Regions from separate parts of the Mus musculus genome. Here region 2 is linked to region 1. Evidence: chromatin loops called from intact Hi-C (ENCODE). Cell type or tissue: left cerebral cortex. All regions are shown on one strand. Each heading gives the region's core, and the rest is flanking DNA. Links, peaks and the distances in the headings are about the cores only.

Region 1 (5,389 bases), core at 94-5,093:
AATGTCAGGTAAATCACAGTATTACCGAGAAAATAGCTTAGATCAAAGAAAGCCTAAACATTCAAGTCAATTAATTCATGAACTTCAATAGCCAGTGAATGGTGACTCTCTAATTTATTTTCAAATGTGACAGTTGAAGCTGAAAATACACGAGTGGAGAAAGCTGTACGTGTGAAGCATTACCTGAAGGTGGAACTGATTTTCACTGCAGCACCAATTCTGCAAACTTCACAAACTCATTTGAAAGTACAGGGAAGATAAATGAACTAGGAAAAATGAATGGAAGCAAATATAAATTAAGACCACTTTGACAAAGTCCAAGAATTACTCTTCCCACAGTAATAATTTTTAGACTCTGATTTCGTGTGTATTAGAGTAGACAGTCAGTTATATTAGTCATCAAATGTAGTGAGGATTGAATTAAAATTAATAAGCCATAATATTTGTTTCCTAATTTTGAATTCTCAAACCAAAGCAATGAAATGGACATGTTCCATAAGTAAAGCTGTTTCCTGTTAATGGCAACTTCAGTGTTGGAAATTCTCTGCTATATTATACTAACAACCTTAAGATGAAGGTTATATTATTGTGTTCTTGTGATAATGATATTGGCTTTTCATTTCAAATATAAGTTTCACTTAGCTATAGTTAGCAATTGAATCTTTAAAATAAGAATAATATTATCACTTTCACGTTTTCAAGTAAAATTACCTCTCTACACATTTGCTGTAATTTAACAAATGTCTACTATAATAAACATTAGTAGTAAAAGGATCTTTTGTTTATAATTTTGTGAATTCAGTACTTTGCTGCATGCCTCGGGCTCTTGAGGATATAACTCAGTATATAAAGGCAAAGGTATGCTGAAGAGGTAAGATATCTGCTTTGCTGCATGGAAGAAAAAAGTGGAAAGATATAGTTTGTAGATGTATTTACAGGCATCCTCAAGAGACCTGAATAGACTTTAACATACTAGATTAACTTCATTTTAGGCATTAATTTTTGAAGTTGCCATGAATGGAATTATTTTCCATATTTTTCCTCAGTAAATTTATAATTGACATATACCAACTCCTCGTTCATAAAGAATATTTTTGTGATATTTTGTTTAGTTTGGCAATTTGTGATTTTGTGTTTATGTAGCATTTTTTGTGAGCAGTAAAGTATAGCATCCTGTCATCTGCAAGTATTAAAACATAACTTATTTTTGCTATTCATATGTCCTTTTTATCTTCCTTTTCATATTGTATATATATAACATATATGTGTATGTATATACATATGTACACAAATATTCATAAAGCCAAAACATATGGACACATATACACAAATGTATACACTATATACACATATACTAGTAACTACTTTCAAACTAAATTTAAAATGTTTAATTTGAATAACTACTCCATTGCTTTTAAGGATGATCTTTTCATTAAATCATTCCTCTGTTATAGTGGAGAAGCCAATTATTACTGACTCCAACAAAGAACCATTGGCATGGAATGGGTATAGTGAACTAGTTTCTTGTTTCTCTACATATTGCTTGGACGGATACCATGTCTACTTAGTTACCCAGGAATGCAGAAGAGACAAGAAGAAAATGGCATAGATACTATTCTGCCTTAATAAGAGAAACAGAGCAAAACAAAGCAAAAAGCAAGCAAAGCAGTAAGTGTATGCTTTCACGGTTTTCCTTTCATATATATATATAACCAAATTTGGCCTTGAATGCTGGGAAGTGTTGTTTTCTTTAGTTTGTGTCTGCATAGTTCCAGGTTGTGCATCCACTCTTCATAAAATTATTTAAAGACTACTAGTCACAATGAAAGATTCTCTTGGCACCTCATTCTTACAACTTTTACAAATGATACTAATATTTTACAACATATCCTATGCCTGTCAAGGCTTTATGAATCGAATCTTAATTCCTACTTCAGGATCATAAGCATCCGTGTTACTACAGATTTCAGGATGCTACACCCTCACATCAAATGTGTCTCTTCATTACATACAGTTCTCCTATAATATATCTCTCACCATTGCAACATTGCATCAAAACATTAGAATTTTCTGAAGTTAGGTCCAAAATATGGTAAGTAATAGGTACAATTTCTTCCCTTCTTTCCACAGGAATTTTAAAAAGTATTAATGAATCATAATTGGTATCCTCATGACAATGACTCAATGATTTTCTACCCTGAAAAAGCCTGCAAATAAATATGTTTTAGTAGGAAAGTTGATGTGGATTATATGAGTCTGGCAAATGGAATAGGACCATATGGAGCAATATGTCTTTCTATGCAATTTTGAGTTATTTTTACAAAGTAGATATCCATTCTGCATGTTCTTCTGACAGGAATAGTAGGAGGGATGTCTCAGTCACAGTCCCACACATACCCTCTGCTTAGAGTGAGGGTGGATGAGAAAGGGGAAAGAAAAAAAATGGAAGGAGACCCATAGAGAAGCAATGTTAACAGTCCTGGAGAAAAGGAGGGTGGTGGAAAAAAAAAAACTCTCACACGGTGAAAATAGAGAAAATTGGGTGGGTGCAGTGAGAGAATTGACAATGAATGGTGATTTGGATTTAAATAAAGAGAGATTGAGGAGAATTCAAATTCTCAAGAGTATTTTTAATGAACAAGATGGGTCAATGAGAAGATGCTGAATAAAAAATAGTACTCTGAAGGAATGAAGAAATAGCTTTTTACTGGAACTAAAAATCAAAGAAAAGACACAGAAGTAATTATTGTGAATTCCCATTCAGGAAATGTATTTGAGGAAGAAGGTAACACTTGATAGAAATTTTATCATAATGAGGACTTATTTTAGTTGGGATAGAATCAAGAAGGAAATAACCCAATAGAGGGGAAGTAGTTGGCATTGCAAATAAGTTATAGATCAGCAAAGTCACCCATGGGAATAGAAGAAGGACTTTTCATGAGACATATCTTCTGAGAATTCTCAATAACAGGATTGCAAATGACTAGGAAACATTTAAGGAAATGTTCAACATCCCTAGCCCTCCAGGAAATGCAAATCAAAACTCCTTTGAGATTCCACCTTGTATCTATCAGAATGGCTAAGATCAATGGTAAGAGTGATGGCTCATGATCATGAAGGGGTGAAGCTAGGGAACACTTCTCCATTGTTGGTGCAAGTGCAATCTTATATAGCCATTATGGAAATCAATTATCACAGTTCCTCAGAAAATTGGGTTTTGATCTATCTCAAGACCCAACTATATCATTCGGCTCCATTCAACTGCAAGAACTGTTGCTCAACTATATTCATTGTGGCTTTGTTCACAATAGCCAGAAAATGGAAAACTGAGAACTAGATGTTCCTCAACAGAAGAATGGATAAAGAAGATATGATACATTTACACAATGGAATATTACTCAGCTGTGTTTAAATTTCGAGGCAAATCAATGCCACTAAAAAAATTAATGATCCTAAATGACATAATCCAGACCCATAAAAACAAATATGTACTCACTTCATAGTGGATATTAGCTGATAAGTGAATGATAATCAAGATACAACCTACAGACCCAGAGAAGTTAGGTAATGTGGAAGGACCAAGAACCTGCCTGGGAAGGGGAAATAAATTAAATTTTATAGGTGTACTCAAGGAAGGTGGGAATGGGAGCTGGAGGGACCAACTATCGGGGAGATGAAGGTAGAGAGTTTTAACAGAAACAGCTGCAATTGGGAGTGTCATTTGGAAACTTAGTTCAGTGTGAACTTCCTGGAATCTCTGAAGATGACCGCAGTGACTAATGGTAGATATGAGGTCTACCCAGGCCATCTTTTGTAATTTAGCAAGGATTCTGGTGGTAAAACTGGGTCACATTTTTTTTTTTGAGTTGATGATAGAGGGGATCCTGTGGAAATTCATAAATATCCTAGGCTGATGCTGGGGCAGATGACAGTCACTCTCTGACAACTGACAATGGATCCAAATCCCTAGAACAACATCTGCAGAGCTCAATGAATATAGAAAGGTCAAAATGATGCCTGCATGGAGTCTCTACCGCTGTGTACTACTCTCTGCCACATCAAAACTTCTCTGCAGACTACAGAAAGAAAGGCCTGATCCCCACCCAGCCACAAAACCTTCAACCTACAATCTACCCTGCCTACATGATGTTTTCTAGTAATGGTAGCACTGCACATTTGGATGTGGCCAATCAATATTTAGTTGAACTTGTGAGGCTCAAGACATGACAGGGGTGCCATGTGCTAATTGTGTGGATGGCCAGAAACTAAAGGCTGGATGGCCCAGAAAATTAGGGTAAACAAACCAGACTGGCAAAAAAAAAAAAAAAAAAAAAAAAAAAGAAATATTTCCTAATAATATTTTTCTGTACTCCTAGATTTCTGCCCTGTTCAGCTGTAATTTGTGAGACTTCTTCTGGCAGCAGATGAGAAGAGATGCAGAGATTCACAGCCAGCCATTATGCACAAAGAGAGACTAAATTTAATGTCTCCATTAGCTTCTTCTCCAGAAGATTGAGGATGCTTCAAAAGGGGGATGAATTAGATTATAGGAGTCAGATGAGATGGAGGACACCAGAAGAACATGTCCCACCAAATCCAACAAAGAGGGCTCACTTAGGCTCACAGAGACTGGAGTGACAAACACAGGGATTGCTTAGGTCCCCTGCTCATGTATTATTGTGATTAGTCTTGTCTTCTTATGGGACTCCTAATTGAGTGGCTGTATCTCTACTTGTTTTGGCTGTCTTTGAGACTCTTCTCATCGTTTTCATTGTCTTGTATTGCCTTGCTATGAAGATCTTCTGTTCTGTATCTTACTTTGTCTTGTTTCACAGCCATTTCTCAGAGGACTGCTTTTTCTGAAAGGAGATTGAGCATAGCTCTGCAGAAGAGGTGTGGGAGTAGGGGGCAACTGGAAGGAATGAATGTGGTTAGGTTGTTTTAATAAGAAGAAATATCTATTTCAACAACAATACAAAATACAAAGTCTTCATCTTTGACCAAATGGTTCATAATAGGTATAGATGTTGTTTTATAACTCGGTAGGCTTAGAACTGCCAAAAATAAATGTGAGAATGTCAAAGGTGTAAAATTGGCCCACTTTTCTCTCTGCAATGGCAAAACATAGCTGTCTGAACAGTAGTTACTTTTCAGCCAGAGGTAAGCATACACATGTCCAGTTATATGAATATTTATTGTGCAGTGTGTAGGAAAAGCAATATATTAGGAATTGAATTCTACAGAGATATGCACCTCTAACCAAGTATGGCAGACCTGTCATCTCAAGCACCTTACAATGGTCAGCTGTAATTACAATGTAGAAGCTGTGCTGAACAAGCAGCTGCAGTAGACTGCAGTAGACTTATGTACCATTGTGAGATGAAAACGT
Region 2 (5,389 bases), core at 311-5,310, 240 kb after region 1:
TATGTAACTTGAATCTGGATATGGATGGAAGGAAGGGTATATGTTAAACTAGGAATAAGCTTTGCTATTCAGTTATTTGTGCCTTTAAAGTGCATTATTTCTTATGTTACTCATTCAAATACTGAATAAATGGCAAATACTCATCCCAACAAACCATATAAAGAAATGTTTGAAGTAGCTGTGCAACTGTCTCTTCTCTTGTCTTCTTCCTGCCCTGGTTGATTTTTAATTCCTGTATGTGCAACACTGTTGCTTTTTAGAAGAAACAGGCTGTTTCCATGTTTTGTTTTATTTGGTAATTGGGCTGAGGTGAGTAGATATCACTTTTCTTTTCCTTATTATTTTTTTAAATTTTTCTTTTAGTATTATTAATCATTCCATTTGTTTAAATCTTAAATAATATCCCACACTCTGGTTACCCCCTGCACCAAACCCTCATCCCATGATATCCCATTTCACGGTTACCCCTCCACAGATCTGCCTTCCCCTCCTCCCTTCTTTCTGTTTGAGAGTGCTTCCCCGCCCACCCACACTCTCCTGCCCCACCGCTCCAGAATCTCTCTACTCTTGGACACCAAACCTCTCTGAGATCAAGGACCACCTCTCCAGTTGCTGTCTGTCAAGGCCATCCTCTGCTACATATGTATCTAGAGCCAGAAATCCCTTGGTTGGTAGTCTTTTTTCTGGGAGAACTGGATGGTCAGGCCATCATATTTTGTTCCTTTTTTTTTTTTTCTTTTTTCTCTTTTTTATTAGATATTTTCCTCATTTACATTTCAAATGCTATCACCAAAGCCCCCTATACCCTATCCCCGCCCTGCTCCCCAGCACACCCGCACCTGCTTCCTGGCCCTGGCATTCCCCTGTACTGGGGCATATGATCTTCACAAGACCAAAGGCCTCTCCTCCCATTGATGGCAGACTAGGCCAACCTCTGCTACATATGCAACTAGAGAAACAGCTCTGGGGGGCGGGGTACTAGTTAGTTCATATTGTTGTTCCTCCTATAGGGTTGCAGACCTCTTTAGCTCCTTGGGTACTTTCTCTAGCTCCTTATTTTGTTCTTCTAATAGGGTTGCAATGCCCCTTTGCTCCTATAGCTCTGCCAGATCCTCCAACACGGTCCCTGAGTTCAGCCTGATAGTTGGCTCCAAGCATCTGCCTCTGGTTTGGTCAGTTGCTGGCCGGATCACCCCAGGAACTGCCACACTTGGTTCCTGTCTGCAAGTACCTCATGACCATAGCAACAGTGCTGGGTTTGGTGTCTGCAGACATGATGTATCCAAAGGTGGAGCCATTCTCTGGTTGGCCCTTTCTTCAGTCTCTGTTCCAGTTTTGGTCCCTGTTCTTCCTTTGGACAAGAGCACTTCTGGATTTAAAAAAAAAATGAGATGGGTATGTGGCTCTGTCCCTCAACCAGGGGCCATGCCTATCTACTAGAGGAGGTCTCCACAGGTTCTATCTTCCCTTCTCTGAGGATTGCTGCTAAAGTCATTCCCATTGGGTCCTGGGAACCTCACATTTCTCTGGTGTCTTGGACTCACTAGTAGCTATCCTCAGTTCTTCATCCCCCATGCTACCTATTTTTACTCAATTTCCTTTATCACATCTCCTCCAAATTCGGATACTGCTGCCCTTATTTCCTCATTCTCATTTCCTTTTCCACTGTGACTTTCTTCTATCTCTCAAAATCGTCCTCTTCCTCTACCCCCAATGCAGGACGAAAGCACTTAAGCTCCTCCTCCTCCTCTTCCTCCTCCTCCTCCTCCTCCTCCTCCTCCTCCTCCTCCTCCTCCTTCTTCTTCTTCTTCTTCTTCAGCTGAACAATATACTCTACTGAAGCTTTTCGCAAAGCAATTTCTAAACTCCAGATACCCTTTCTACACTTGCATATCTAGAACATCAATATTTAATTCATAAGAAAATATATAGAAATATTTAAATACAGCTAGTGATTTTTATTACTCAGATAACACATATACCAAAACTCATTTATACATCTCTTTAAGATTTATAATAATGCAAAGTTGTCAATGCTGGCATCTTAACTTATATTATTTTTCCCAACAATTCCTTTCACCATTTTGACTTTGGCAGGAAATATGTTTGTTTTTGTTTTATTTTGTTTGTTGTGGGTTTTTTTGGATCAAAGTCCTATTTACAGAATCATGTCACTTCAAGTTATATTTCCCTCATTAATAAGCCTCAGTAATATGATTATGTTTTTCTTAAGTGACTGCCCTTTTAATATGGGCAAGTCCAGAGTGTCTTGTTATAAACAGTTGATAGAAGATTGCTCACAGAACAGGATGTTCTGTAAGTTCCTGATGTGACATTATCAGAGCTGTCATACGTGGCTCTGTTTTCTATTGAAAATTAACCTTCAGTTCCTCTTCCAAGCGAGGTGATTTTGCAAAGATACAATAGCTGTGGCATTGAGAGAACTTGATTTATGTTTGACTGTGTATTTAGAAACAGTAAAAAAAAAAAAAAAAAAAAAAAGCTCTCCCTGTTTTATCCCTGTTATAGAAAGAGAGCAAGTGTATATGCATCTAGGTTACATTTCCATATTCACACATTCAGTATACACAGTGGAATAGTTTTCAAAACTGACACTTTTCAATGTGGATACTGAATGACAGAAAGCAAGTTGTTTCTTAGTATAGAATAGCCTAGCAGAATACAAGGGTTTTGATTAATCCAATCTCTGATTTCCTTGAATAAGATCATGCAATATCTATTTTCAAAGTTGTAGTGTTTACTGGACATGTTTTAATATTTATCACTGCTTATTTTTCATATAAGGAGGACTTAGATATTAGTTTACTCACAGTAAAATTATATATTGGAGCAGATTGTCTCTAATTTAAAAATTGTTTGATATTTTTACTTTGACAGATTGAAATGTATTATAGGTTTCTTGGATTTCCCAAAGAAACATCAGGCTGACTGAGAGATTACAGAGGAGGCAGGAGAAGAGCAACCTTACCATGGCTGCTGCTCCGCTTTCAAATGTGTTTTCACTTCTTTCCATTCACAGCAACATTTCACCTTTTTGTTTCTCTTTCCAGATAGAAATAGGGGATGCTATTAAAAGAAGTATTGCATAAGTGAACAGGGACGGGCCATTACAATATATATCTTGTCCAAAATGATGTCTGCAGATGCTACAAAATTGTGACTGCAGAGAGGTTAGTGTGGCTTGTTGGTTCCTATTGGTGAGAATGGCAGCAACCCAGTGTCTTAGTCAGGGTTTCTATTCCTGGACAAAACATCATGACCAAGAAGCAAGTTGGGGAGGAAAGGGTTTATTCGGCTTACACTTCCATACTGCTGTTCATCACCAAGGAAGTCAGGACTGGAACTCAAGCAGGTAAGAAAGCAGGAGCTGATGCAGAGGCCATGGAGGGATGTTCTTTACTGGCTTGCCTCATCTGGCTTGCTCAGCTTGCTCTCTTATAGAACCTAAGACTACCAGCCCAGAGATGGTCCCACCCACAAGGGGCCTTTCCCCCTTGGTCACTAATTGAGAAAATGCCTTACAGTTGGATCTCATGGAGGCATTTCCTCAACTGAAGCTCCTTTCTCTGTGGTAACTCCAGCTGTGTCAAGTTGACACAAAACTAGCCAGTACAATTGACCCCTTGTCAACTTGACACACAAACACATCATTAGTAAGCCTCAACTCTTACAATCTTATTCATCCCCAATATCTAAATAACTTTAAAAGTCCCACAGTCTTTACATATTCTTAAAATTTCAAACTCTTTAAAATGTCCATCTCTTTTAAAATCCAAAGTCTTTTTACAATTAAAAGTCTCTTAACTGTGGGCTCCACTAAAACAGTTTCTTCCTTCAAGAGGGAAAATATCAGGGCACAGTCACAATCAAAAGCAAAAGTCAATCTCTAACCGTCCAATGTCTGGGATCCAACTCACGATCTTCTGGGCTCCTCCAAGGGCTTGGGTCACTTCTCCAGCCAGGCCCTTTGTAGCACACACGTCATCCTCTAGGCTCCAGATGCCTGTACTCCACTGCTGCTGCTGCTCTTGGTGGTCATCTCATGGTACTGGCATCTCCGAAACACTGCATGACCCCTTCAGTCCTGGGCCTTCAATTGCAACTGAGGCTGTACCTTCAGCAATGGCCTTCCATGGCCTCTCACAGTGCCGAGCCTCAGCTGCTTTGCGTGACCCCTTCATGCCTTCAAAACCAGTACCACCTGGGTGACCCTTACATATTACCAAGTCCTGCTGCAGCAGGAGTACAACCTTGGCCATCTCTGGAACACAGCATCTTTGTGCTTTCAGAAAACACTTCCCAGAAGATGTCACCTCAATGATGCTGGTCTCTTCTTAATCACCGCTAATTTCTTAGCTCCAGCTAACCAGCATCAATAGTCCCAGTAATGCAAAGTTTTTGCTTTGGTAGTTCTGGTATCTTGTTAATCACAGCTGATTCTTCAGCCCCAGCTAACCAGAACTACAGAATCTTCACATTCAAAACAGCAATGGCCCTGAAAAGAGTCTTTAATTTTCCCTCTGAAATTTCACAAACCAGACCTCCATCTTCTGCAGTGTTCTCAACATTATCTTCCAAGCTCCTACACAACATCTGACAGAGCTCTTAACAACGGATGGATCTTTAAGCCCAAAGTTCCAAAGTCCATCCACAGTCCTCCCCAAAACATGGTCAGGTTGTCACAGGAATACCCCACTTCTGGTACCAATTTGTCTTAGTCAGGGTTTCTATTCCTGGACAAAACATCATGACCAAGAAGCAAGTTGGGGAGGAAAGGGTTTATTCGGCTTACACTTCCATACTGCTGTTCATCACCAAGGAAGTCAGGACTGGAACTCAAGCAGGTAAGAAAGCAGGAGCTGATGCAGAGGCCATGGAGGGATGTTCTTTACTGGCTTGCCTCATCTGGCTTGCTCAGCTTGCTCTCTTATAGAACCTAAGACTACCAGCCCAGAGATGGTCCCACCCACAAGGGGCCTTTCCCCCTTGGTCACTAATTGAGAAAATGCCTTACAGTTGGATCTCATGGAGGCATTTCCTCAACTGAAGCTCCTTTCTCTGTGGTAACTCCAGCTGTGTCAAGTTGACACAAAACTAGCCAGTACACCCAGAAACTTGCTTTTATGGGGTTTTTGTTCAGAGAAGCAATCCATTATCTCTTTTCTCCTCCCTGGGATCAAATACTATTTTTGTGAGGATTACATCCTGTGCTAAGCAGCCCTGGAGGCAGTGGTGTGAGCTTTGAATGTCAAGCTTATTTCCAAATGAAACCCCTTTACAAGCTCAGAGTTGACTTAGAAATTGAAATCCAGGTTATGTAATTGATTTTTAAAAGTTTTGAATAGGAAACTCTTCTAACAAAATAAGC

What was found. Peaks named below come from ENCODE experiments on the same cell type or tissue, not always from the same donor. Only the 100,000 strongest peaks of a DNase experiment are listed, where the experiment ranks them.
Region 2: a loop joins it to region 1, with 3 times the contacts of the local background. A loop is called at or near these places in 2 of 42 quality-filtered maps.

What each region holds. Positions count from the first base shown.
Region 1 is chr3:46,580,509-46,585,897 of GRCm38, reverse strand. No RefSeq gene overlaps it. Among named protein-coding and RNA genes, the nearest start is that of Pabpc4l, 140 kb to the right of the region's middle. In left cerebral cortex, for the core only: no CTCF peak of the experiment used is centred there; DNase peaks (open chromatin) are centred at 1,990 and 2,386; H3K27ac peaks cover 1,287 bases.
Region 2 is chr3:46,338,031-46,343,419 of GRCm38, reverse strand. No RefSeq gene overlaps it. Among named protein-coding and RNA genes, the nearest start is that of Gm26081, 51 kb to the right of the region's middle. In left cerebral cortex, for the core only: no CTCF peak of the experiment used is centred there; DNase peaks (open chromatin) are centred at 1,533, 2,508 and 3,080; H3K27ac peaks cover 655 bases.